Linked DNA regions of Homo sapiens: region 2 is linked to region 1. The links are chromatin loops, found by intact Hi-C in ENCODE. Cell type or tissue: endothelial cell of umbilical vein. All regions are shown on one strand. Links, peaks and the distances in the headings refer to the core of each region. The heading gives the core; the rest is flanking DNA.

Region 1 (11,131 bases), core at 1,148-9,147:
ATGACTGTAAATTTCTGGGGCCTTCCCAGCTATGCTGAACTGTGAGTCAATTAAACCTCCTTCCTTTATAAATCACCCCATCATGGGGATGTCTTCATTAGCAGCATGAGAACGGACTAATACATATAGTATAACTGTCAATGATGACGAGTAGGCAACTGAAGTCAGATTGACTAGATCTCAACTCTCTTTCCTACTAGCTGAATGCTACCACATGCATATGCATGCACACATGCATCTATCTATCTATCTATGGAGCAATACATTTTTTTCCTTTTTTATTATACTTTAAGTTTTAGGGTACATGTGCACATTGTGCAGGTGAGTTACATATGTATACATGTGCCATGTTGGTGTGCTGAACCCAGTAACTTGTCATTTAACATTAGGTATATCTCCAAATGCTATCCCTCCCCCTTCCCCCCACCCCACAACAAGCCCCGGTGTGTGATGTTCCCCTTCCTGTGTCCATGTGTTCTCATTGTTCAATTCCCACCTATGAGTGAGAACATGCAGTGTTTGGTTTTTTGTCCTTGTGATAGTTTGCTGAGAATGATGGTTTCCAGCTTCATCCATGTCCCTACAAAGGACAGGAACTCATCCTTTTTGTGGCTGCATAGTATTCCATGGTGTATATGTGCCACATTTTCTTAATCCAGTCTATCATTGTTGGACATTTGGGTTGGTTCCAAGTCTTTGCTATTGTGAATAGTGCCGCAATAAACATACGTGCACATGTGTCTTTATAGCAGCATGATTTATAATCCTTTGGGTATATACCCAGTAATGGGATGGCTGGGTCAAATGGTATTTCTAGTTCTAGATCCCTGAGGAATCGCCACACTGACTTCCACAATGGTTGAACTAGTTTACAGTCCCACCAACAGTGTAGAAGTGTTCCTATTTCTCCACATCCTCTCCAGCACCTGTTGTTTCCTGACTTTTTAATGATCGCCATTGTAACTGGTGTGAGATGGTATCTCATTGTGGTTTTGATTTGCATTTCTCTGATGGCCAGTGATGATAAACATTTTTTCATGTGTCTTTTGGCTGCATAAACGTCTCTTTTGAGAAGTGTCTGTTCATATCCTTTCCCCACTTTTTGATGGGGTTGTTTTTTTCTTCTAAATTTGTTGGAGATCATTTTCTGGATATTAGCTCTTTGTCAGATGAGTAGATTGCAAAAATCTTCTCCCATTCTGTAGGTTGCCTGTTCACTCTGATGGTAGTTTCTTTTGCTGTGCAGAAGCTCTTTAGTTTAATTAGATCCCATTTGTCAATCAATTTTGGCTTTTGTTGCCATTGCTTCTGTTGTTTTAGACATGAAGTCCTTGCCCATGCCTATGTCCTGAATGGTATTGCCTAGGTTTTCTTCTAGGGTTTTTATGGTTTTAGGTCTAACATTTAAGTCTTTAATCCATCTTGAATTAATTTTTGTATAAGGTGTAAGGAAGGGATCCAGTTTCAGGTTTCTACATATGGCTAGCCAGTTTTCCCAGCACCATCTATTAAATAGGGAATTGTTTCCCCATTTCTTGTTTTTGTCAGGTTTGTCAAAGATCAGATGGTTGTAGATGTGTGGTATTATTTCTGACAGCTGTGTTCTGTTCCATTGGTCTATATCTCTGTTAAATAATAAGAGCTATATATGACAAACCCACAGCCAATATCATACTGAATGGGCAAAAACTGGAAGCATTCCCTTTGAAAACTGGCACAAGACAGGGATGCCCTCTCTCACCACTCCTATTCAACACAGTGTTGGAAGTTCTGGCCAGGGCAATCAGGCAGGAGAAGGAAATAAAGGGTATTCAATTAGGAAAAGAGGAAGTCAAATTGTCCCTGTTTGCAGATGACATGATTGTATATCTAAGAAACCCCATCATCTCAGCCCAAAATCTCCTTAAGCTGATAGGCAATTTCAGCAAAGTCTCAGGATACAAAATCAATGTACAAAAATCACAAGCATTCTTATACACCAATAGCAGACAAACAGAGAGCCAAATCATGACTGAACTCCCATTCACAATTGCTTCAAAGAGAATAAAATACCTAGGAATCCAACTTACAAGGGACGTGAAGGACCTCTTCAAGGAGAACTACAGACCACTGCTCAATGAAATAAAAGAGGATACAAACAAATGGAAGAACATTCCATGCTCATGGGTAGGAAGAATCAATATCGTGAAAATGGCCATACTGCCTAAGGTAATTTATAGATTCAATGCCATACCCATCAAGCTACCAATGACTTTCTTTACAGAATTGGAAAAAACTACTTTAAAGTTCATATGGAACCAAAAAAGAGCCCACAATGCCAAGTCAATTCTAAGCCAAAAGAACAAAGCTGGAGGTATCATGCTACCTGACTTCAAACTATACTACAAGGCTACAGTAACCAAAACAGCATGGTACTGGATCAATGCATTTTTAACTGAGAGTTATCCATTTACTTTTCTGTACAATCATATGGTTGCTTTAAGGTTTAAATAAGTTAATTCATTCAAAGCACTTACACTGAGACTTGGCCTCACCTGTTGGAAGTTTAGCTATTAGCATTTTTGCTCCTGTTATTTCTATATTGTTATTTACAATAAACCAAATAATAAAAAATGCTTCCTAATTAATGCAAATTTTGAGTTCTCTTAATGAATCTCTTCTTATTCAAATACCCTAGCTAACTAGTATGAATCTGAATGTCTGGTTGGAATTTGTTGCACTTAAACACACAACATTTTTTTATCTGTAGGTTTTTGCAAATTTTATGCTGCATAAACGAATCTGTCTATTTATTCCTGAGTTATATTCTCCTGAAAAGATTTATTTCCTTCTTCTTTGTCCATCCATAAATGTCTCCTTTCTTTGCCATAGCCCCTCTCATTACTCATTACATCCACCAGGCTATATTAAAAAGACCCTATACTGGTAACATTCTATGAGAAGAATCTTCCTGCTTTTGTAAACATAGCTCCCCTCCACATATGTATTCACACATACAATATCAAAATTATTTTATACACAGTTTTATATCCCCCTGAAGGGAAATTATTGTTAACATTATAAGTATTCTGTTTATTTTACCTAGTTTCTGAAGATATAATTTATATTAGCTATGTAACATTTCATCATATCAATCCTAAAAATGATTTGAACAATTTCTATTGGGATATTTAAGATGACTATAGTTTTTCTTTGTTATTAGTAATGTTGTGACAAATAACTTTGTGTATAATTCATTTTGGACAAACTAAGCAAAGGGATATGAGTTATTTTAAGGCTCCTAATCTATAATGCCAATGTAACCATTATTAAAATATGTACTTAATAAATATTTGTTATTTCCATTGTTACCTCATTTCTACCCTTGCATACACTTCTGGGTTTATTGTCAAACAAAATTGGGGGACCTAATTACAAACCAGCAAATTTGCCTCATACAGGATTAAAATAAGGACCTTAAAAGGATCATTTTAAGGCAATTTAGGCAAATTATCTTGACTTCTGATTCAATTTGTTGTAGGTTATCTGAAGCTAGGGAATAAGAAAATAGACTAAGTTCAATCTACAGAAGTATTACTCATAGTATCATAAGATATATTGAAACAAATTATTTCTTGTTCTTTAGTAATTCTAATACATGGAAGGTGTCCTTTAACTTTAAATAATTTAGTCCTCTATTGCAGGTGCTCAATTTAGGTTCTATTCCCTTGTCTGACATGTGTTTTGAGGTAGCTTTTGTCTTGTTTCTGGCTGGATTCTGAGAAATGCTGGCATAGCCATATACATTTAGGAGGACCCTCAAATGAATTGTAACTACCCATTATAGGACCATAACAAAACAGTACAAACACACCAGTTGTCTGGGCAGCCATGAAACTTACTTGATCTAACTCCAGATGTTTCCTGTATCCCATGAAACAACCTCTCAGAGAAGAGCGTATTTCCAAAAATCGTTCTGTGTTTAAAATTTAGGTGCTAAACATAGACATTCAGTGAAAATGTAAAAATCAAAGTTCAATTACTCATCCCAGTTGCCCCCTGCAGATGTATCTCTTTGCCAGATGTCAAACAGATTACTGATTACTATGGTGGCTTTTCAAAGCCTCTCTTCCTCTTCTGCTTTTCTTAGACTCTGATACACTTCCTTTCTCTTTATTTCTGGCAGCTGCATTTATGACATCTTGAACCCGGCTTTGAGAGGTTAAAAGATGGGTCTCGTTTACTTTTCTTTCTGTCTTTCTTCATACCAAATTGCTTGCGGCTGACATGAGGGAGGAAAAATAAAAGGCCAGCGACCAGGTTGTCTTCTTGCCTTTGCCTAAGTCCCATCAACATCCCCAAGCCTGGGAAAACATGACCCTGGCTTGAGACACAATGATTTTTGCTTCCGCTGTCTGGAAGCCACAAAACCCACACCCACTTCCTCTCCAGGCAAAATCATCTCATTTTCAAACCTCATATCACTATGGGAAATAGCAAATCAGATTTTTGGAAAGGCCAAACTTTTAAGATTGAGTTTCAGTTGATGACTAATGACAGCCCTTTTTTCCCGTTGCTTTTCTCTCACAGGAACTAGGATAAGCACTTTTTATCCTTATCTAACACCATAGACTACAGACTACATCCACTTATCTCCTCTTTCATCCTAGATCTGCTTTATACACTATTTATACTTTGCATTGAAACACTATGCCTGAAACCAATAGATTATCAATATACTTTTTCTCAGGATAGTGCGCTGCAATGCATGATTGCCTTCAAAATGTAGAAAAATAACATATATCCAAAGTAGTAAAGGTGATGCCATTCCACTTGTAATTTTAGGTTGCATGAAGCGGCAACCTACTATACTTTTTTATCCTATTTTATTTTTATTTTTATTTTATTTCATTTTTTTGAGATGGAGTCTCAGTCTGTCACCAGTCTGGCATGCAGTGGCACAATCTCGGCTCACTGCAACCTCTGCCCCCCGGGTCCAAGCCATTCTCCTGCCTCAGCCTCCCAAGTAGCTGGGACTACAGCTGGTACCACCATGCCCACCTAATCTTTGTAATTTTAGTAGAGACAGGTTTTCACCATGTTGGCCAGGATGGTCTCCATCTCTTGACCTCGTGATCTGCCTGCCTCGGTCTCCCAAAGTGCTGGGATTACAGGCGTGAGCCACCATGCCCGGCCTATACTTGTATTTTTATTATTTAAATTTATTTACCCTTTTGCTTTTACTTGCTTTTTATTTAACCTGCATTATGGTGGCAACAGAGAAAAAGGTGGAGCCCAAACATTTACAGAAGTTTCTTCAAAAGTAGAATCTGAAGGTATTAGCCATCATGTTTATGGAATTTAGAACTTTCTGCTCAAGTTCTCTCATGATTTCTTTCTTCAGTAGATTAACATTCAACTGATTTTTAGCAAAGTGAAGATCAGGGCTGGCTTTAAACAAACATAGATAGATGTGAGCTGTGAGATTGGTCAGAGTACTTAGGGAATCAAATTTCCTGAAATATTTTTCACTCCGACTTCTGGGTAGCTCACCACATATATTAGACAAGAAGAATGATACCATAAATACTTCTGACTCTTGCTGTTTAAAGAACTGAGATTTTCCTTGGGCATTTTTCTACCTTTAGTAACATAGGGCTGGGTAGTGAAGCCATCATTGATTATAATGATCAATGCAGATATTCTAATCGAGTGTTCCTAGCTTCCCAATAACTATTGCCAGATTTGATGCTTGTATTGATAAAATTAAATGGGAGATGTTTATTTCTTTAATTTGTTTTTTATCTTGACTTTATAATATGAGATTTCCTGGATGAATGGAGTGAATTCAGGGACATATATTTAGCTTCTAAATTTCATTTTTCACCAGTCATCTAACCCAACTATGTTCTCCTTCTACCCATTACTTGAAAGTCTATTCAGACACTGAATTTTCTCCTGCTCTGTTTTGTTACAAACACTTCTTTCTGTAATTACTACCCTTCTCTGTTTATGTTCACATGATATTTTCCCATATGGAGAGGGTGAAGGAAACAATCTTTTACTTAAAATAAATGAGTAGATTATATTTGAGATTGTAATGTTTTATTCTCTGCAGATTCATTTCACAAAAACATTGATATTTGAGTAGGGAAATAATCCATTGGATACTTCTTCCTACCTGAGCCCTGTTTGTTAGCTGATGTAAAATGTTACTGTGGTCAATTCAATTTTAATTGGTTCAGGCAACTGGGTTTCCAATGTTTTCCAGAAGAGATTAATCTCTGTGCTCAGTGATTCTTTTTTTGCAAGAAATGTTTTCATAATATGTGTGTGTTCAGTATTCATGAATAATACCTTTTAACTTCTCTCCTGTGATATTTACATATCATACACTTCAGATGATGTTAGGTGGTTTTCTTATTCTCCTTCCTCATTGGCTTACAAGCTATGTATACCTAGCTCTTTCTCTATTTGGAAGTCAATTCCTGAAGATATTCCAGTTGTTATTGTTTGGCTTCTTTCTGACTTAATAACACAGTTCTCCAAACTTACTTTAGTAGAAATACTCCATTTCTTACAATAGGCTTTTAAGTCTGACTTGAATTGCTGTAGTAAGTGACCGTATGCTGTGGAGTTATGTACTCTTTACTAGAAATACAACTTAATTTTTGCTACTCTAATGAAATTTAAAATCTATAAGGAGCCCAATGAGCAGCTTGCCCAGTGGTAAGAATTTGGATGTAGAAATGAACAAATGGACTATTAGTGAGGATGAATTCTATCTTTCAAATTAACCACTTCTCACTAAGGTTCTTTCGAAGATTTGCTAAGCTAAATATTTCTTATCAAATAAGATTGTGATTTAAATTATAAGTGGCTTGAGGTGGAAAGTCTTAGTTTTGTTTGTTTGTTTGTTTTTTGACACAGTCTCACTCTGTCGCCCAGGCTGGAGTGCAGTGGTGCCATCTCGGCTCACTGCCAACCTCTGCCACTCGGGTTCAAGTGATTCTCTTGCCTCAGTCTCCCAAGTAGCTAGGACTACAAGTGCACGCCACCACATGTGGCTAATTTTTTTGTATTTTTAGTAGCGATGGGGTTTCACCATGTTGGCCAGGCTATTCTTGAACTCCTGACCTCAAGTGATCCACCTGCCTCCGCCTCCAAAAGTGCTGAGCCACCATGCACAGCCGGAAAGTCTTAGTTTTCACTTGCATCTTACCTCAGAAATAGATTCTAAAATGAATGTTTAGAGAGACAACTTAATCCAAAATTTCCATTGAAAGTGACGTACATTATCTATAACTCACAAACATTATTAAGAATCAGGAAAAGGTCTTAAAATGACTTGTCATAGGTTTGCTAAAATGCGTTGAATGTATCTATTGTATGATTGCTATATAATGTAATTCCTATTCTTAAGTGACTTCCAACGAAGAACACATGGCTTAATTTGTGTGTTAGATATGCATAATATATTACATAACTCTACTTATTTTGTAACCCACATAACAATTAGCACAGGCAGAAGATTTAAAAGTCAGTGCACAGTGAACACATTCTTCTCACTGTGTCAGTGTGTTTGCAGTAATGTGTTAAGATGGATTCTCTGTAGACCTTGGTCTTTGAATGACTACAGTAAGAAGGATCTCCTTGCTAACATATGCTGGACATTTAACATGACTGAGAAATACATTATGTATTAAGCCACTGAAACTTGTTTTGTTACTTTAGCATCACATGGTGTATCCTGATTAACAAAATATTGTATTAAATCTCTTCTTTCTTATCAAATTTTCCACTTCCTAGCCTCAAAAGATGGCCTGCTTCTTATTTCATTGAGAAAACAGTAGCACTTAGAAGATCACTAATTCCACAAACCCACCTTCAAAAATACTCATATGTTCTGTATTATTTTCTATTAAAATGGGAGAGCTATCATTACATGTGTAAAGAAGAACTATAATTTCATGTTCTCTGCCTTATTCCATATCTTAATTCTTTACACTAATCCCTTTTTCCTCTTTTATCATCAAATCACCTTCTCCATGGGATTTCGCATTACACATTGAGCTACGATATTGTCTATTTTTAAAATCCTCCTCAGACAAGTTGCCTCTCCAGCTACAACTTCATTTCTCATTGGACTGTACATACAAACTTTTAACATTATTTTTCTGTGCTTGCTTCCTTCAATTGCTTACCCCCAGTTATGTTCAGTTATTATTTAATCCACATCCATCTACTGAATCCACAAAGTTCCCAACTACTGCCATCCCCCCAGATCCAATGGTCAATTCTTATTCCTTTTCTTTATCCATCTCTCACATGAATGTAAATCCTAGTTGATAAAGCTTCTCATCTTGAGTTACTCCTTCATTGACTTCTGAAACATCCCTCTTTGCTGAAAGAATGTTACTCCTAACTTGCTGGCTACTCCTTCTATTATTCTTCACCTAAATATTAAAATGCCCCAAGGAAGACAGAGCCTTACACATAGTTGGTGTTTAATAATTATTTGGGGAATACATGAATAAAGGTTTGATATTTAGGAACTTTCATGATGTTATTAATAGCTAGTATGTTTGCTAGGGTGTATTTTACCTACAAAAGGAAAGGTTCTACATATATACCTTTAAAGTATAGTATCACTAAAACATTTATCAACCGTATTGTGATCAGTAATTTACTTATTAATCCTTTCAACACATTTTAAGCTCTTTGGATGTCTTGTTTTCTGAGTGTGCCTATGTCCATTATCTAACATGAGGCTCGGATAAATGAATGAATGAATGAATGAATGAATATACATTTGACTTACATTGAGTTTTAAAGTAGCCAAATAACATATGTCATTTTCACATCAACTGCTATTGAATTGTAACATTTAGCTGCATTGTTTAAGTGCTTGTTTAAGGGATCTAATTCTAAAAGCTTATATTTTTTCCAATATTTTGTTTCATCTGCTATATTTTAGGTTATTTTTCTAGCCGAAATATTTTTAGAGTCTCAATTATTTGAAGCAAGGTATCAACTATCTAATATGTGATTCACTTGCAATATAGTATGTATGTTTTCTTTGTCTTTAACCAAAAAGCTTAGAAGGAAATGTTGACAAAAACAAGGTCAACAGCAAATTATCTTAGGCATTCTCTTAGAAATCTCCTTTCCTGTTGTACATGAAACATTACTCAAACCTTATCGGCCAACTTAGAATGACTCTTCCATGTGGTATTTTCGAACCATTTATATCATATTCACTTTTAGAACTACTCCTTTAATTTAAATATGTATAATAAAAAAATTTAAATATGTCACCAGCTAAACCCATTGCCACTTGCCATTTCTGTTTCTTTTAGGACAGTGCTTTTATACAGTGTTACACTTATTGTAACAGGAAAGATTGTAGCTACATGTAGTAGAATATTGAATAAGAGTGCCTAGAAAAATCCAAATAATCATAAACTTAAAACAAAACAGTGCAGTGGGAGTGTAAATTACTTCAACCATTGTGGAAGACAGTGTGGTGATTCCTCAACAATCTAGAAACAGAAATACCATTTGACCCAGAATCCTATTACTGGGTATATACCCAAAGGATTATAAATCACTGTACTATAAAGACACATGAACACGTATGTTTATTGCAGCACTATTTACAATAGCAAAGACTTGGAACCAACCCAAATGCTCATCAATGATAGACCAGATAAAGAAAATGTGGCACATATACACCATGGAATACTATGCAGCCATAAAAATATGAGTTCAAGTCCTTTGCAGGGATATGGATGAAGCTGGAAACCATCATCCTCAGCAAACTAATACAGGAACAGAAAACCAAACGCTGCATGTTCTCACTCATGAGTGAGAGCTGAACAATGAGAACACATGGACACAGGGAAGGGAATATCGCACACTGGCCTGTCGGGGGAGTGGGGGGCTGAGGAGGGAGAGCATTAGGACAAATACCTAATGCATGCAGAGCTTAAAACCTAGATGACGGATTGATAGGTGTGGCAAACCACCGTGCCAATGTATACCTATGTAACAAACCTGCGTGTTCTGCACATGTACCCCAGAACTTAAAGTAAAAGAAAAACAAAACAAAACAAAACAAAACAGTGGCCTGTAATTACAGGGCTTGTTCAGGAGCTTAGTTAGGCAATAAAGTTCCAGGGTTTCCCCATTGTTTTGCTCAGCTATTGTGATCATACTGCCTCTTTTTCTTTATTCAAGTCACTACACCCAGCCACAAGAAAAGGTCTAAGAATCATGTTCTTGGGCTATGCTTCAATATACAAGGTAGGAACAAATGATATTTATTTTTATCAGAGAGAACTACATTCATATCTCCATCCCCATCGTATTTCTGAAAATATCTTTGGCCATATATAGCTCCACACAGTTTCTTCTAGCTTCAAGAGAGGCTGGATATATCAGGCAAAGAAAATGATTGTCTTGATTGGTTGTGTCACGTGTATCATATTTTCATCTCTGGGGCTGGCCCCATTGCAATCCCAAATAAACTGGAATTTTGTTAGCAAGCCTACTGGTTTAGGCAACTAACAATGCCTGCTACATTCTCCGTCATTTTCTCTACAATTGCCCTGATACTTTTCCTTTTTTAGGAAGTCACAGAACCGCCAATGGATTTACTACAAAAAATACTCTCTGTCTATTCTCTGAATTCCAGTTTCTCCTGCCACCAATGAATGTCCCTATTTGTGTCACAGTTTTCCTTCTTTTTCACGAACCCTTAGTCTTGCTATTATTTGTCTGCATGTGCATCTCTTGCATCTTATTCACAGTTTAATTCTTTCTCAGCATCTGGCACATAGAGGGTAACTAACAAATATTTCTACAACAAATGAATGAATGGCTACATAGTTGTCAAAAATCCTTCTGAAATGCTGCATTTATCATAGCCCTTCCCTATTCAAATCCACCGGTGCTCCTTCTTTTCTGTGCCATGAGAAGGACTAATCTTTTTATCTACTTTGTGGGGTATCTAGAACACAGACTTACTCAATTTTAGTTTTCATCACTCTTCAATAAGCCCTCTGAGATTTGGTCTCCTCTATTAGTCCTCTCACAATAGCATATAAAGTACTCGATTTAATATTTCATATGTGAAAGCAATTTATACATT
Region 2 (11,131 bases), core at 2,153-10,152, 220 kb after region 1:
TCGATGTCTTTACTTCAGAAGAGAATTTTATTTTCCTCTCACAGCACATTGATTAGATCCTTTTGAAAAAAAATAAAAATAAAAATTTTAAAAGCCTCTATAAGATACAGATTCCTGCATATATTTAAACTTAAATTACATACTCATTGATATAACGAGTTGATAAACAGTTAACTTAATTACTTGACTGTACACACTTTGAGGCTAGTGACTGGGTTTCCATCAGAAAATAGGTATTGGTCAGGACATTGAGGCTCATGCCTGTAATCCCAATATTTTTGGAGGCTGAGGCAGGAGAATCACTTGAACCCAGGAGTTTGAGACCAACCTGGGCAACATAGCAAGACTCTGTCTCGACAAAATAAATAAAATAAATAAACATATTAGCTAGGCATGGTGGCATGCACCTGTAGTCCCAGCTACTTGGGAAGCTGAGGCAAGAGGATTTCTTGAGCCCAGAAGTTTGAAACTGTACTGAACTCCAGCCTAGGTGACAGAGCAAGACCCTGTCCCAGGAAAACAGCAAAAACAAAAAGAAAGTAGATATTGCTTCATAAAAGAGAGACTCCAAATAAAGTAGCTTCAAGAAGTCAGAGGCATGTTTCTCTTGCTTACAACTGTTATGCCTTTTCTGGCAGCTCCCCAATATCAGAAACCTGGAACCTATCATGTTTCTCCACTACTCTTAGAATATTTCTGTGTTGTCCAGGGTATCTCATTATTACATTAACAATCTAGGCTGCAGAATAGTGGAAGATTAGCCAGGGCAAGAAGGACAATCTCTCCCTATATGGTCATGACCCAGAAGTTGCACATACCACCTCCCCTTATATTTTCCATTAGGCATAACCTAATCACATGACCACTCCAAGCCAAAAGGGAGGCTATGCAGGCATATGTTCTGGTAAAAAAAAAAAAAAAAGCTATTTCCAAGAAAAAGGGAAGGGTAGATATTGAAAGACACCTGGTGGTATCTGCTACACCAAGTAGAAGGAACAAGGAAGTCAGAGGCCTAGAGATACATATGTGAGTCAGCATGCTCAAAGAGAACTTAATTGAGTACCTTGACTAAAAGCATGTAGGATTATGACTGGATGATAAAGCAGAACATTAAAAATGCTGCAAAACATCTGAAGAAACAGCTGAAGGTATTTTTAACTGTGCTGTATTGTATAGTCGAATCACAACTTAAATTGGTATTAGGGAGCATGACTGAAGCTTAAACATTAGTGCCTAAAGTGAGAGTATCACTTTAGAGTGGAAATTATAATTGTCTTTCCTCTGAGTAATGGCACACTGAAGAATCTACAAACCATCTATGAATACTTTCTTTTTTTTTAAACCAGAGTTGTAGTCTATTTCCAAGGGCAGAGTGCAATGGCACGATCTCAGCTCACTGCAACCTCTGCCTCCCGGGTTCAAGTGATTCTCCTGCCTCGGCCTCCTGAGTAGCTAAGATTACAGGTGCACACCACCACGCCCACCTTTTTTTTTGTATTTTTAGTAGAGATTGGGTTTCACCATGTTGGCCAGGCTGGTCTTGAACTCCTGGCCTCAAGTGATCCGCCCACTCGGCCTCCCAAAATGCTGGGATTACAGGCCTGAGCCACCGCGCCCAGCCTATGAATTCTTTCAATAGTCAGTTTTCTTCTTATGTATGAACAGGTTACTGTTTCCTTAGCTGTACCATATGAAGGAGTTGCATACATTGCATATAATAGACAATAGGAAAAAACCCTTGCTTTCTTGACCTTTAAACATTGGGAACCACCTTCAAACCACAGAATAAAACAGAAGCCAACTGAGAGAACGATAGATTCATATAATTTATTAGGGGCATACGTTCATAGAGTGGAGTCTACAAACTTTTTCTGTAAAAGGCTTGATGGTAACTACTTTAGGTCTAGTAGGTTATACGGTCTTTGCTGCAAATACTTGACTTTTGCTGTTGTGGCAGTAGAGTTGCCATAGACATATGGATATAAATGGGCATAGCTGTTTTCCAATAAAACTTTATTGACCTAAGCAGCTGGCTGGAATTGGCCTGAGAGCCCTAGTTGGCTGACCCCTGGTCTAAATTGTTAGCCTAATAACTTTTTATTGGGGTGGGGAGCATATTTTCTTTTTTACTTCCAAAGGTAAATAAGCATGTAATGCTGCTCCCCTTCTTAGCAGACACTCTTAGAGCATATGTAGTGTTTCCTCTCTTGTTAATTATGCAGCACAAAGATTCATGTGACAGAAGCAGAGGAAGGAATGGCCATAGGCGTCAGTTTATAGGAGGCAGATTTGAGCTGAGCCATAAAAAATGTATATAAATTTATCACTATGAGCTTTATACATTTTATATCATTCTATCCTCCAATACTTCTGTGTAGTTTCATAACCACAGAGAAGTTAAAGAAAAATTTTTTTTCTAAAGGTCTTCAAATGAGCAAGAGATGAAGCCACATCAAGGTTTCAACTCAGGTGCCTCTCATTCATCACACTATTAACCTTCTAAATGTGGTGCCTGAGGAGGTCAGGAGTTAAGAAAAAGATTTTCCCTCTTCCGGTATCAGGAGCTCTATACTCCCTGCACAGCAGTCCATCTCATTAATGCCTAGGTCATTTTCAGCAATGTTGTCCTTACTTCCACCTTGTGTGGTCATAAGTCTAATACAGAAATAAAAGATTTCAAGAATTTTTATAGCATTGTGCCAGGGTGATACCAGCAGGTTTTAGAAAGCTTTCCTTCTATAGCATCACAATGCATGATGCCTGCAACAATTCCAAACCTGAACTGGGTCAAACTCATATCAATTTATTCTATGTTTAATGGCTTTCTGAAATGTAAGCACTATAATTTCAAATATTTACCACTGGGCAGAAATAAATGTACATTTTGGCTTTCCATTATTCCCCTATCCATGAACAACAGTAGTGGCTCAATAAGACATTAAAGGATCTCACACTCCATGGCTGCAGTCACCACATAAAAGGCTAGCTTAAACAGCAAACTTTAATTAGAGTTTGGAAAGAGCATTTTTGTTTCAGTAAAATAAAAACACAGGTGGTTTAGTGAGTTCACTCTGAGTATAAACCCCCAAACGCCATTTAAAAAGCAAAGTAGTTAAAGGATTTCATTTTTCTGGTCAGCTCTATCCCAGGTAGAAACAACAACCCTACCATTTTTGAGAACATGGGGTATTCAAGTGCATTTGGCCCTTGGCCAGCTGTTACATGCTTTAATATTCTCTAACAAGAGAAAAGAGCTCTCCATTAAAATGCTAGGCAGTTTTCAAGCATAATATTGCCTATGCCTTTAGTTTTCCATGGCTATCTTAAAATTTTCTCAGGATCATGATATTTTTGGCCCCTGTGCACTGCAAGCTTCCCCACTCCACACTACCACTATTGGAATATTATGCTTCTTTTCAAGATCTCTAGTTAGAGCCTAGTCCTTCATCTTATGTTTCTGGTTCTTTCTATTCTTCATTAATGAAGACTTTTCAAAGCAATAGTTAACTTTGGCATATGCGTCTATATAGAAAATAGTCCCAAACTCCAACCAGTGTCCGATTTGCTGACAATCACTCATCAGCATCATCACCAAATATCTAATTTGGTCTCATTTTGAATGCTGGATGAACAACTTATACATAATGAGTGGAGATCTAGGTTGAAGTAGCAGTCTGCTTATAAGTGACCCAGGATTAAGTCGAGAGCTAACGTTTGTCAATGGCAAGCACTAAGCTGTACACAGGTTTTTAAAGCTGGATTGCTGAGGTTCAAATTAGCTACTTTCTGGCATGGGAATTTATAAAAGCTGCTTAGCTTTCTTGTTGCTCAATGTCCTCATCTGAAAAATGGGAGTGATAGTATAGTATTTACATCAGAGAAGTATTTTGAGGACTAAAGGAGATGATACGTGTGAGACATTTAGAATGAAGGCTGACCTGTCATAAGGGCTACAGTAGCATTAGCTATTACTATTTTGATGGTATGTGCCGAAGGTTAAGAGCTTGTTCTCTATTAAGAACTTAACACACATCATTTCGTTTACTCTTCAATCAAATCTGGGAAGTTGGGTGTTTGAGAAAACAGATCTGAGATTTGTAGCTCAGAGTTTTACAGTGGTAGAATAGAGAAATCAGTCTGACTTCTAAATTCATAACACAATAGCAGAATGAAAGCATTTAAGGGTACTTTTCTCACAGACTAAAATAAAAAAGGGAGGTTGTTTTTCAGAGCACATGCATCTACAAACATTGTAATACATATTTGCATATGTATATACTTTCTAAGCACAAGTAAATTCTTGCAAAAATATGTATATTTAAATATATTATCTCCTCTAAAATCAAGAATACTTTATGCCTTAGTACAGATGGTAACTTGGGTTAGAAGCACATGTCAGTAGCATTGATCTTGCAGTCAGCATCTTCTCATTATCCTTGACCAGTTATATGATTATTTTTGTAAAATTAAAGCTATAGTTTCTTTAATAATGCTTTGTGGTTTCCTCAGAATTATCACTAATATTTCTCAGGTTACTCACTCTTAAATTAAATGTATGGCATATTATGGAGGTCATTTGGTCTTCTTTGTGGCATTTTTATGTTATTTAACTTCCTTTCCAGGTTATTGATCTCTTAGTGCATTTTACTGCATTATCTCTAGCTTTTACACAGCAGTGTTGTAGAACATTTAAGAAGATTTTAAATTATAATAATAGTGTAAGCACAGAGCTTGCATCACCAAAGCATCTGCAGAAGTTTCAACACAGGGAAATAACTGTGAGATTCAAGTAATACCAACAAGGATTGTTAGTATTTCTATTTGCCATATAAATGGCACTTCCTTTTAATAATATTAAAGTACAGTATATAAGTTATCTAAATTGTAATCTTGGAAATTTTGTATTCCTCGATAAATTCTGAAGATCTGGGAGATATCACATACTTTCAAATTGGGCACAACCGATTATAGCTTTATATTACATTATGATATTGTATTTCAAATCCATATAAAATGCTTCCAGACTGCATATGAATATAGCTTATGAGCCCCACTATTCCTGTTGCTCCATATCCCCACCAAGTAACCCTCATGATTCTTCTGCTGTGTTGCTCATTGCATTGATTTCACCTGACTATCATGGCACTTAAGGCCAAACATCCCATTCAGTGAAAAGCATTTAACACTTCCGGCTTCTGAGCATAGATAGCAACTCCAGACCTTCCTTGTGATGACCAGAAGTCTCTCACTCATGTCTTTAGGTGTAGCAGGGAGCTGGTATCTTCCCCTTTTAAAATTAATAGGCGCAGTAAGCCTTTTATCCCTTCAAGCCTATTGATCACCCTACACATTTCCTGTTTTCTGGTATTATGCTCACTCTGATACACTTTGTGTCCAACACAGTGAGGAAAGAAGAAAGTAATAGGGCCAGAAGCAAAAGATAATTATCTAAGAGATGATTTCAGGGACCTGGACAAAAATCAAAAGAGATATCTGAAGAACAGATAAGCCACATGACTAGTAATCAAGAGTTAACTCAAAGTGAGCATTTTCAGCATTCTATTCAGCGTGCTACATGAATTATTTTGTGCTTTTATCATCTCAACAACCTTATGTGGTGAATATAATGAATGCCCCAATTATATGGATCAGGGGATGATTACATAGTGTTCAGTGTTAATCACTGAAGGTTTGCTAATGTAAAAGAGAAAGTGCAAAAACAACTTAAGAAGGAAGGATATGCATTTCAAGAAAGAAAACAAAAGAAGGCCTTACCCTTCAAAAATTCATACATAAAGCGAGATGTCAGAGTATAATGTTGATTTTGAACCTCAAGGAAGTGGATATTAATTTAAAAATTACTTAAATTTCTTAAATATTTTTAGAAAGGAAATAGGCCAGGCATGCTGGCTCATGCCTGTAATCCCAGCACTTTGAGAGACCGAGGCAGGTGGATCACAAGGTCAGGAGTTCAAGACCAGCTTAGCCAAGATGGGGAAACCCTGTCTCTACTAAAACTACAAAAATTAGCTGGGCGTGGTGGCAGGCACCTGTAATCCCAGCTACTCCGGAGGCTGAGGCAGGAAAATAGCTTGAATCTGGGAGGCGAAGTTTGCAGTGAGCTGAGATTGCGCCACTGCACTCCAGCCTGGGTGACAGAGTGAGACTCTGTCTCACAAAAAAAAAAAAAAAAAAAAGGAAACATATGAGGTCAACCAAGAAGTGGGAGAACCAAATGACAGAATGGTGTTCTTATAGCTATGGAGAACTGCTTAAAACACTTTTACTTGGAAAGCAAAAACTCATTCTAGCAGGCTCAGACAGATAGGTCATCTAAAAAATATCCAGTTGATCACTATGATATTCAAAATGTTTGTCAACAGGCTGAAACAATGGGTCAAAACAGACACATAGAAATATATAAAATGCCAACCTTTTGTTGTCATGGGTTTGTTTAAATGTAAACTTTGCCATCTACTGGTTAAGTGATGCTTGCAAGTTACTTAGCATTTAGGCGCCTCAATTTCCTTATCCATAAAATGGGAACAATAGTATCTCCCTTACAAAATCAATATAAAGAGTCCTTTGCTTTGCTTCAGAAATTCAACTAAGTATAGGATGACAAAGTCCTTGTTTGCAACCAGAACACGCAGTTACAATCTTGGGGATTTAATGTAATTTGTGGCTGAAAAAGAAAAGGCAAATTTAGGCTGCATTAGTAGAAGCAAAGTATTCAGGTCACAGGAAGGACTTCTGTATTACTAATAACCAGGGCATGAGATGGGTGACGGTAGCTATCTATGTATAATGATTGTTTTTTAAAGTGTGAATGCAATATCTATTGTGCAGCATATGTGACTCACTCTTTGATTAGAATCTTTGAAACGCATTGGTAATTAATCACCCTCAAGCCCATTGACCTCATATGTTCTTCAGAGGTTGTCTTGAGGCAGCACTTTCAACAGCCACTACAGATTGATTGGACGTGTCAATGCAAAATACGATGCAGTTTTACTTCCAGGAACTGTTAAGTGAAACTATGCAACAATTTTATTTATTGTTATTTGGGTTAGAGATTTATTGTTATTTGGGTTATTTATTATTGTTATTTGGGTTGGACAATTGAATAATAATTATTATGTTATTTTAAATTCTATTATTATGGCTATTCTGCTCTTCAAAGAAAATACTGCATTCAGTAGTCCCACTCTAATCATGGCGTTGCTGAAAACCACTATGATTAAGAGAGCTGATGAAGTTGAGGAAAGTAAGAGTTGAAGAAACTCACAACTAATGGGGAAAAAAATCAATAAAACGAATGTCAAAAGTGAACACACAGACACATGCACATGCACCTACATGTGTGTATTTTCATGATATATTCTCACTAGGTCCCTGTGGTGATAAAACTTAGCTCAACTGATACTTTTTGTAGAATTCTCTTCTCTATGTGGTTCCAAGTGAGAGATGCATACAGAGAGATTTGCAAGATTTTTGGAAAGAGATGAAGGAAGAACCAGTTTGACACTCAGAAGACAGACATAGTGTGATAGGCACCATGACATCTTGCACGTGTCTTCATTAATGTACTGAAACAGTTAGCTGAGTGAGGGAAAGCTGCCTGGCCCACAGCTACCCCCAATCTTACCAGGCTTCTCCCTTCAAATTCTGCAAATCCTGGGCCAGATATGTAATTAGCTCCATGGCAAAAGGTGCCAAATTCTCTTGCAGGTCACCTGCACCATCAGAGTTGGCAATCATGAGATACGGATGTGGGTATCTGTGAAGATGTATGACTTCATAAGTTTCTGATGGTCTTTGCTCTCCTACACTTGAGTTACCCTACCCATCAGATGCCCCAGCTAACTTATGGATCATTCAGGCCCACCCAACACCAAATGCAAAGACAATGCTGTTGCATAGACTTCTTTTTTTTTTTTTTTTTTTTTGAGATAGAGTTTGCTCTTGTTGCCCAGACTGGAGTGCAATGGCTCAATCTTGGCTCACTGCAGCCTCTGCCTCCCGGTTCAAGCGAGCCTCCCAAGTAGCTGAGATTACAAGCATGTGCCACCATGCCCGGCTAATTTTTGTATTTAGTAGAGATGGAGTTTCACTATGTTGACCAGGCTGTTCTCAAACTCCTGGTCTCAAGTGATCCACTCACCTTGGCCTCCTAAAGTGCTGGGATTACAGGCATGAGCCACTGCGCCTGGCCACACAGACTTCTTAACCAGCCCCCATAATTGTGTAAGGTCTAATTCCTAAAAATAAACCCTTATACTTTGTTAGTCACAGAAATTCTGCTTTTCTGATAGATATGATTGCTGTAATAACTCACATTTTAAAGGTAAGATTTACATCTTTTGTTGGCATGGGTTTAAATACAAGCTTTATCATTTAATGGTTGGGTGATCCTTGCATGTTTCTTAGCATTTATAAACCACAGTTTCCTAATCTTTAAAATGGAAACAATAACACCTCTCTTATAAGGTTAATATGAGGATTAAACAAGGTAATATAAATAGCCGATTTATCTTTGTACCAACCTTGCACTATGACCTCAATGAAAGATAATGGTTATTGTCACTTGTGAGTTTATCACTTGTCAGTTTTATGATTTAAATATATCATTTATTTTAGCAAAGCTTAAGTTACACTGTGGCTGTTTCAAAATTAAGAGATAATGTATTAAAATTACCTGGTCTCAAATCTATGTAGAAGAATGAATCCTAATGTAAACTATGGTCATTAAGTGATAATGTTGTATTAACATAGATTTGTCATTTATTACAAATGCACCACTCTGTTGGGGGATGTTGTTAATGAGGGAGGTCATGAACATATAGGGAGAGGGAGTATATGGGATGTCTTACCTTCCTCTCAATTTTGGTGTGAACCTAAAATTCTTCTTTTAAAAAGCTCTTAAAATATAAAAATAAAATAACATTTTTAAAATTGCCTAGCCAAGTCCTTGACCTATTTGGTACTCAATATATTAAATAAAACAATAAGTAAATAATCAATTATATCTTATATATTTTAATCAATAATTTATATACTGTTCATTTAATTTCTATTTATTCTTCCCTTAATAATAATTACATGCTTTCCTTATTCTACAGTTATAATAAGTTGCTTGTAAACAATTGAGCTTTGTTGATGATATTATTTAATTAACAGGCATGATTTTTCTACACTTTGTTGTCCATTCGAAAGTCTAAAGCTCTCTGATGTTGTACTTAAGAATACTGATCTATCACCTTTCGGAACTATTATGGTCTCATAGAAGGACAAAAGCATTATCTGTTCAGTCCCTCTTATTCATACCTGCCCCATATATCCTAGCACATAAGACCATGTAGTTCAAATCTGACTTTACTTTCTCCTACTTCTTTTATTCCTCCATTAGTGATAGCAAAAGCCTCATGCACACTTGGGTGCTGTTTGGCTCCGTCTCCTAGTTGCCATGACCATTTTCCAGGTTTCTTAATTATTCTCATGGGGAAAAGTCCACATCGTAGATATAAGGGAAACAAAATCCTCACATTTATAAAAAAATCCAAAATTATATGTTTTATCCATATGAAGCAAAATTTGTAGTTGAGAAGGTATTACTGTATTATTAATAATGTATTTTAGTGGGAGGTAGGAAGAACACACATGCCTGCAATATTGGACAAGAAATAGGTAATTCTGTATTCTATGATTTAGCCCAACCTATCAATTTTCTTTTAAGCACTGAATATATTAAAAATAATCTTCATGGTCTGCTGTTTTCTGAGATGAATTTTAAAATTCATTAGTAATTTTATACTTTCTTTTTAAAATATTTAAATAAATTCATGGATTCAGGCATGCTCTTATGTCTCAATTTAGGTTTGTCCTTAATGTTTTGCTTTCTCATTTGGCCCATCTATCCACTGGTACCACCATTCTCAGTTCGGTTCTATGCATCCAGTGGTCTGGCTAAAGCCCTTGTGCCTGTGTTTATACTCTAACAGAAGACAGAGGATGATGATGATCATGTCGACTTCTTTTGCTTCCATTGAAAGTCTATTCTTTTTTTAACTATAAATTTCCTGTGGTTTGGTTGAAGTATACTGATAATTTTCAAGATTCTTTTTTATTCTTGGTCTACTCTTGCCCTATGAAATATTTTTTCCAAAACCTTCTCCTATTTCTATCTGCATTCCTCTGTCCTCAGAATGTTATTAGTCTAGACATGGCCTCTCTCTCTTCTTTTCTCTATGTGCCTTCTTTCACTATTCTTGAATTTCTTTTTAACTCTGTCACTCTCCTATAGGCCTCCTCTATGATTTCTCTCTCATGTTTGTGAGAAGTGTAGGGCTATATCTAAGAATGTTGGTTCTTAGATACCTAATGGCTTCCTAACTCAGTCACTCACATCCAATCCACCTATTTTTCTTCTGAAACTTCTCAAGGAACAGCACTGTAGACAAGCAAGGAAAAGAATGGAGCTTCAGAATTATTATTTATCCTTATCTATCCAACATATCTCTATGTGTGCAGAAATGCTATATGCCTTTTTATTAAAAATCTTTACTTCTAACATGTTCCATAACTCTGTTATCAATAATTTAAACAGATTGCTTTATATGAGCAATATTCTTGCCCTCTATATTTAAAAAGTGGGTTCATATGATCTTATATAATTAAGATTACTACAATAACATTTCCTCAGCTCACTATATTATAATTTATTTTAAAAAGTTGTTGTATTTGCTGAGTTGACTTAGGAAGTTGATAACCAATTTGTTTTCAAGAAAAACTATTAGAAATAGGGCAATTCTTTTTACCTATTACTTGAATCTTTAAGAATTTCAATAGATCTCTTAAGCTAGAAGTTTCAAGCTTTAAGAAGTCTGAGAAAACTCTGATCTTTGTCTTCAAAATTTTGATTTTATGTGCAACTATATAGTTTTCAATAAATAAGATCAATAGCATTAATCAAATTCTCCAATAGTCATAGCAATTTTAAGAGTTAACATAGCTAATTAATATGTGCCAGGTATTGTTGAAATGCCAGCATAGATAATTTTATTTAATGGCAAAACTGTGTCTCTACATAGGTATTATTATCCTATCTTTAAAAATAATATTTATTATGCAT

Evidence for each region. A loop is a pair of places that touch in the nucleus more often than their neighbours do. Peaks named below come from ENCODE experiments on the same cell type or tissue, not always from the same donor. Only the 100,000 strongest peaks of a DNase experiment are listed, where the experiment ranks them.
Region 2: a loop joins it to region 1, with 3 times the contacts of the local background. A loop is called at or near these places in 1 of 110 quality-filtered maps.

Annotation. Positions count from the first base shown.
Region 1 is chr4:19,723,327-19,734,457 of GRCh38, reverse strand. The region is part of intron 2 of LOC105374511 (a long non-coding RNA gene); the gene reads right to left. Among named protein-coding and RNA genes, the nearest start is that of LINC02438, 270 kb to the right of the region's middle. In endothelial cell of umbilical vein, for the core only: no CTCF peak of the experiment used is centred there; DNase peaks (open chromatin) are centred at 3,987, 4,167 and 9,117; H3K27ac peaks cover 2,176 bases.
Region 2 is chr4:19,504,369-19,515,499 of GRCh38, reverse strand. The region is part of intron 1 of LOC105374511 (a long non-coding RNA gene); the gene reads right to left. Among named protein-coding and RNA genes, the nearest start is that of LINC02438, 53 kb to the right of the region's middle. In endothelial cell of umbilical vein, for the core only: no CTCF peak of the experiment used is centred there; a DNase peak (open chromatin) is centred at 6,819; H3K27ac peaks cover 384 bases.